Regions from separate parts of the Mus musculus genome. Here region 1 is linked to region 2. Evidence: chromatin contacts called from ENCODE Hi-C or POLR2A ChIA-PET data. All regions are on one chromosome and are shown on one strand. Each heading gives the region's core, a stretch centred on a gene start or an enhancer-like site at or near the end of the contact. The rest is flanking DNA. Distances are from core to core; before and after follow the strand shown.

Region 1 (3,431 bases), core at 818-3,317, 120 kb before region 2:
GGATTGAACTCAGTACCTCAGGCTTGATAGCAAATGCCTTTGTCTACTGAGCCATCTCACAGGCCCAATTTGTGTGCATACAAAGACTCAGAGGACAGAGTTCTCTCCATCCACCTTTACCTGGGTTGCAAGGAGGGCACTCGAGCTACCAAACTTGCATCGCTGGACGGCAAGCACCTTTACTTCTTGAGCCGTCGTCCTGAAGGCGTTGTCCCTCAAATGGAACTGCTGAGAAACCCAAAGCCATTCTAAATTCCTGTCTCTTTAAGACTTTGTTTTCTCTTTGGAAGCCAGAAGGGTCTTATGTGTTCACATGGTTCTGAAGTTTTACAAGTTTGTACAGTGCAGTGGGGCAGATTTCCTTCCCTGTGGGCATTATCTATCTGTAAATGGTTTATCCTCCAGGTCTGGGAAATTCTCGTGGAATAGTTCCACAGATGCTTCCCTTAAATTTTTTGTTTTGTTTCTATTTTTTGTTTGTTTGTTTTATTTTTTTACTGTTAGGATATTAGGATGGCTGGAATTCCTGGTCTGGTTTCTTTTCTTTAAAAAAATATTTTAGATTTTGTGTCTGTGCTCACGTGCACACACGTGAATGAATGCAGGTGTCTCAGGGGGCCAAAGGTGTTGGATCGCTCTGGAGCTGGAATTACAGGTGGCTGTAAGCCATGTGATTCAGGTGCTGGGAACCTAACTCCAGTCTACTGGAAGAGCAGCTTGGCCTCTTAAGCTCCAGGAGGAGGGAACTTGCCAGGCAAGTGTGAGGAACAGAGCTCCAATCCAGAAACTAGTATACTAGGAGGGTACGGTGACTCACCTGTAACTCCGGAAGATAAAGATGGGATCTCCAGGGCAAGCTGGTTGGCTAGATTAACTGGAATTGGCCAGTTTTGTGTTCAATGAGAGATCTTACTTCAATATATATAAGGTGAACAGCAACTGAATACACCCAGTGTCAACCTTGGTCTTCTATACACATGTGCACCACACATGTGCCCACACATGAAAACATGCACACACACACACACCACAGATAACCAAAAATATCTTTAATGTTCTTGTCTTCTAATAGGCTACCTTATTTGTGAATGAATTATATGCTTACCCTATCATATCAGCAATCTTTAAAAGAATTCTTCTGACCTTTATCCTTCTGTTTATTATTTTAATGGTATGTATGTTTTTTTTTCCTTATATTTTTGTTTATTTAGTGCTCCCTCCCCACCCCCCACCCCTATTGAGAAAGTCTCATGGTAGGTCAGGTTAACGCTGGACGCTACATAGCCAGAGGTCAAACTTCAGATGTTTCTGCTACCTCCAGTCCAGAGCTGGGATTCCAGGTATGCACTACCTGATATATACCACATCTGTTTCATACCGTCGTGAGGTTCAATCCTAGGGTTTCATATCTGTATCTGCTCGGGGAAGCACTCTACCAATTGAGTTGCATATCCAGAGGTTGGACTTGAGGTTGATCCCCAGGATTCTACTGCTTCCGCCCACCAAGTGCTGGGATTACAGGTGAGCCACCAGGGCAGGCTGTGATGTGCTAGGGATGGAGCCCCAGGCTGTACATGCCGGCAAACATTCTGACTTGGCTACATCCCTAGCAGTTTCTTTTTTGAGACTGGATCTCACTGTGGCACGAGCTATACAGAATTTTCTAGCAGGATCTTACGCTACAGCATACTGTAGTTATCACATAACAAGGGGGCTCAGGAATCTCTCCATGGAGTTGGCACAAGTAGGTTGCGAGCGAACGGGACCCTACCACTGACCCGAACCCGTAACCCCAGGATTCAGAGGGCTTCCTAAACCTGGTCACAACCGGGACGCTTTAGCGTGCCAAGATGGCGGCCGCCCCGCCCCGCGGCCGCCGAGCCCGTTCTCCGGCTGGAGCCGACTGTTGCCGAGCTTTCCCGAAAGCCCGTGGAAGCCAGGAACGGCGCGGGCGGGCGCGCGGGCGGGCGGGAGCGGCCCCGCCCGGAGCCTGGGAGCTGCGTCGACGGCACCGAGGGGGAGGGGAGGCCGGATGTGAGTGGAGCGGCCATTTCCTGTTTCTCTGCAGTTTTCCCCAGCTTTGGGTGGTGGCTGCTGCTGCGCTTCGCCTTCCCGTGCGCTGAGGGCCCGGCGGCGTGGACAGCAGTCCCGGCACTCGGCGCCCCGCCGCCCGCAGCCTCGCCCAGCGCTTCCCGAGCCCGCCGCTTCGCGCCTCAGCCACCGGCCGCCGCCGCCGCCGCCGCGGCCCACCGAGCGGCCCAGATGCAGGCCATCAAGTGTGTGGTGGTGGGAGACGGGTGAGTGCACGGCCGCGCCTGGCGCTCCGGACCCGGTGCCGCGCGCAGCGCCATCGGGGGCCCCCGCAGGCCCGAAAAGCCTCGAGCTGGCGTAGAGCGCGCGCCCGGCCTTCTGGGGGGCGCGAGCCTCCCACCCTCCCGGGCCTGGTTCCGGATTCTGGTTGGGGGAGGGCCTGGGCGAGCCGGCCGGAGGGAAAAGTGAACTCCACCCTCCTGCCTTCTTCCCGGGCCGGACGCCGCCCGTCGCCCTACTCGACTTGGCACGTAGGCGAGGCTGGTTTGAAGAATTTTTCTTGAAACATTTTTAAAAAAAATTTTTGTCTTTTGAGAAAGGGACGTATAGTTTCTTCATTTACTCAGGGTACCCCCTCGCACCCCCCCCCCCGAGAACTGGGATAGGTAACGGCCTCCAAGTCGGCCGGCCCTGGTCGATGCATGTTTGCACCAGTCACTTGGGTGACCTGGAACTTGGGAAAGGGCTCGGTTGCTTCGACTTGACAGGGTGTTTATAAAAATATTCATTTTCACACTTACGCCGAGAAAGTTACTGGGATGCTAGCTGAAGGAGTGTGATGAAGACTGTCCATTGAACGAAGTGTGGTTATTAAAAACAAACAAACCTTCTCTGAAGGCATTAGATATGGATGTAGCAGATCCAGCTCCCTGTGACTCGAGGCAATTCTTTTCGTGATTGACCGTGATGGTTTCAGGCCCTTGAGGGAGACAAGACTGGTCTTATGCAGTCCGTCCCGTTCCCCCCACCCCTTCGGTAGAAACAAGAATCTCAGTGTAATCGGAGCAAAATCGCGCGTCTCAGCGTAGCTTGTGTAGGTTCGTGTTAACGAGGAAGCTTGGAGATTTACCACCCGTTTCCTCAAACGCAGAGTGCAACTGGTCCACTTTCTAGTTCAGTCGAGTACGTTGCCAAACTTGCTTAATGCCTTCCACACTTGCAGTGAGCACTCGCCGCCCATGGGTTTATGAGCCCGTGGATTTATGAGCGATTGTTCAGCGTATTTACAGAACTCTACATTAGACTTTGGGATCGTCCCTGTAACTAAGTCAGCCAGACGGTCAGAGAACTTTATTTTTCTGCTAACATGTCTGTCTGTGGGATTTGTCTCGGAGACAGGA
Region 2 (3,204 bases), core at 620-3,119:
TTGGAAATTCCAAATTCATTACTGCTTATGCGTCAATCCTGGCTTCATCGAAAGCCTGCTAACCTGCCTAAGACTCGGTTCCCTCATCCAGTCCGGGGACCGTTGACATGGTTATTTTAAGTACTGCCTGAGAGGAGCGCTATAACACTCAGCTGACTACTTAATGCACACCTATCGCAACTGAAGCAATTAATTGACTGTCATTCTGAATCCCACACTGGGCTCCCAGTTCACCTCCCAGTCAGATCCCCTGGTTCAGTACAAGGACTTTGTGACGTCCACTTCGATCGGGCAAAGGTCTTTTGGGTTGTGCTTACTTCCTGGATCTCAACTATGTTCCAGGGAGAGATGAGACCTTCAGAGAGCAGAGTCAAAGGGGCGGTGCTACTTTAGATGAGGTGTTATTAATAAACCAGATAGGTGGCGTCTCCATCACCCAGGGCCTTTAGGACTTCTATTTTCTGCTGTCTCTGAAAAAAATTAAATTTGAGTTTACAAAGTTATTTCATTTGGGGACATAGCATTAAGGACAGTATTTTAAGAATATATTTATTTAATCAATCAATTAATTAATGGGTTTTTGGGGAGCAGGGGGTGTTTTTGGAGACAGGACCAGCATGTAGTCCATTCTCATTTTGAATTCCTGAACCTCAGGTTACCACCTCTCGAGTGCTGGGATTACAGGCAAGCACCATCACACTCACCAAGAACTTATCTAAAACTTGTAAGATTCCTAATATTTAACGAAAGGCAGAAGTCCACAGCTATTATGTGAGGAAAGTTCACTCTACTGCCTCTCTGCAATGTAGTTTGAGGGAGGTACAGCGCCAACTCAATGGTGACGTGGAGCAAGGATACTAGCCGAGAACAGAGGCCTCTGTGGTACCCAGCGCTGGCAGTTTAAGAGAACCAGTTATTAGACGGCCACACTCAAGGATGAAAAACTAGCTTGCTTCTCAGAGTAACATGAAAACTATGCCAAGCAACTCACTTAAAAGATCCACATCTCTTTTTATGACGCATGAGATCCCGAACCCCAAGGCTTGAGTTGTAGCCTCATCAACTGTAAGCACAGGCCAGACCTGACACCATCCTGCCCCCACATCCCATCCTCTGCTTGTCCTTGAAGATAACAGAATGAATAGCAGGATGCCCCTCTTCCTCCAGCCAGCCCCACCTTCGCGGGTGGCCTGGCTGCCACGTCAGGCCCAGCTAGTCTGTGGTCCTATCCATCCTCCTCGAGCAAGTCTCCCATTGATTCCTGGGGACTCAGAGGCGCCCCCCAAAAGTCCCATGGAGAGGGACACGCCCACTAGAGCCCCACAGATCCCGTGCTAAACTTTTCAGATGCAGCAGGACGCGGGGGCAGTTACGCCAGCGCTCGCTGAGCCAGGACGGATCAAGTTCGCGAGCGGACCAAGCGCAGAACTGGGGGGCCCAGAGCTGCGACGGACACCCCAGCCCGTGTGCACACTCGGAGGGGTTTCGTTGCCCGCCGAGCAGGCCGAGATGGGTGTGTCTGGCCATCGCAAGCCCGGCACAAAGCCTCCGGAACGACCGAGAGCCGAATGGGTCGGTCGAATGGGCCAAACGCGCGCGCTCCTGCCCCGCGCGCCTCGCCCCGGCGGCCGCTCACCAGCACAGGAGCGCGTCTTCCAGATCTTCAGCAGTAGGATGACGATGGCCGCCAGGTGGGACAGGTCCCCAGTCAGCCGGAAGATGTTCATGGCGGCGGCGGTCGGCGCGGCACAGCGGCACCGGAGCTAGGCAGCGACTCGGGACGCGGCGACAGCAGCCCCGGAGAGAGGAAGCGGCGAAAGATGGCGGGAGCGGGCGCGACGTGGCCAGGGACGTGGCCGAACTGCCGTCGCGCGCGCGGGGCAGCCTGGGAGAGCGGGCGACCGCTGGGGCCACGCCCCCGCCACGCCCCTTAAAGGCCCAGCGTCGGTGAGCAGCCGGACTTTACATCCCGCGTGGACGGTCAACTGAGGACCCAGAGTCCTCCGCAATTTCCGTCTCCAGGGTTTCCGCCTAGGTGCCAGCGATTTCCTTCTCTAAGTTTTTGAAATGCCACTCAGTTGTGAGTATTGTCTTGTTTTTTTTTCCATTCCCTACTAAGATAGCAGAAATACCTATCTCAGAGGCATTGCGAGGGTAGAAAGCAAGATTAAAATTTCTGTGATTAAGAACTCCAGCTTCTCTTGTATAGGACCGAAGTTCGATGCCCAGCTCCTAACCTCGGGGAGCTTACATCACCTTTAACACCAACTCCAGGGAATTCATTGCTTCTGGCCTTTGAGAGCACCTGCACGCCCATGCACACACCCACACACAAACTAACACACACATTTTAAATAATAATAAAAATAAGTCATAAGAAATCTGTCAAAATCTATTAATTTTTATTTAAAATTACATTAAAATTTTGTATTAGGGATGGAGAGCTGGCCCAGTGGATAAGAGCAATTGCTGTTCTTCTAATAGACCTGATTTCGAGTCCCAGCACCCACAACTGCAGACTCACAACAGCCTGGAACTCCAGTTCTATCTGACACCTCTCACCTCTGAGGGTGCCTTCATGTGTGTGCGCGCGCACACACACACACACACACACACACACCCCTGAAACAATAAAAATAAAAATAAAAATTTATTTGTGGACTGTGTGGGCACATCCAGTCAGGCCCAGTTCTCTCCTTCCATCTTGTTGGTTCCTGGGACTAGGCTCAAATCTCCAGGCTTGGTGACAAGCCCCTTTAGCCGCTGAGCAACCCCACCACTTCTTTTTCTTTCCTCTCCCTCCTCTTCCTCTTCTTTCTTTTTGCTTTTATATGTCTGTTCACACGTGTGTGTGCACATGTGTAGGCTGTGAGGCCAGCTATTTCTAGGACCTTCTAGATCCTGTTACACCTTATATATTGAAGCAAGGCATCACACTTGAACCCAGAGCTTGCTGATTTGGCTAGTCTAGCAGGCCAGCTTGCCGAAGGGATCCCCTGTCTCTATCTCCCAGGCTTCAACACAGCCTAGCATTTATGTGGGTGCTGGAGATCTGGGCTGTGTTTCTCGCAGACATGTGTCAGCAATCTTTCTGGATTTACAGTGTTTCTTGTTTGCCATTTAAGAAGAAACTTGGAGGCTTAAATGATGGAGCAGGGTGGGAAGATGGGGCTGAAGCACTAACCCATGCGTCATGGGTTACCT

What was found. A loop is a pair of places that touch in the nucleus more often than their neighbours do. ChIA-PET counts read pairs that join two places held with the same protein, here RNA polymerase II (POLR2A).
Region 1: a map of gastrocnemius shows a loop between it and region 2 (1.8-fold over the local background). The contact joins the promoter of Rac1 here to the promoter of Kdelr2 in region 2. A Hi-C loop is called at or near these places in 1 of 37 maps with a recorded cell type or tissue (gastrocnemius). POLR2A ChIA-PET finds 5 or more read pairs at or near these places in 1 of 5 experiments (Patski).

The regions. Positions count from the first base shown.
Region 1 is chr5:143,526,629-143,530,059 of GRCm38, reverse strand. It overlaps Rac1 (Rac family small GTPase 1), which reads left to right and starts at 2,067. Exons shown (of 6, transcript NM_009007.2): 1 at 2,067-2,297. The coding sequence starts at 2,263.
Region 2 is chr5:143,402,485-143,405,688 of GRCm38, reverse strand. Kdelr2 (KDEL (Lys-Asp-Glu-Leu) endoplasmic reticulum protein retention receptor 2) reads right to left here and starts at 1,869. Exons shown (of 5, transcript NM_025841.4): 1 at 1,637-1,869. The coding sequence starts at 1,727. It overlaps Gm20635 (a long non-coding RNA gene), which reads left to right and starts at 1,947. Exons shown (of 3, transcript XR_868670.2): 1 at 1,947-2,080.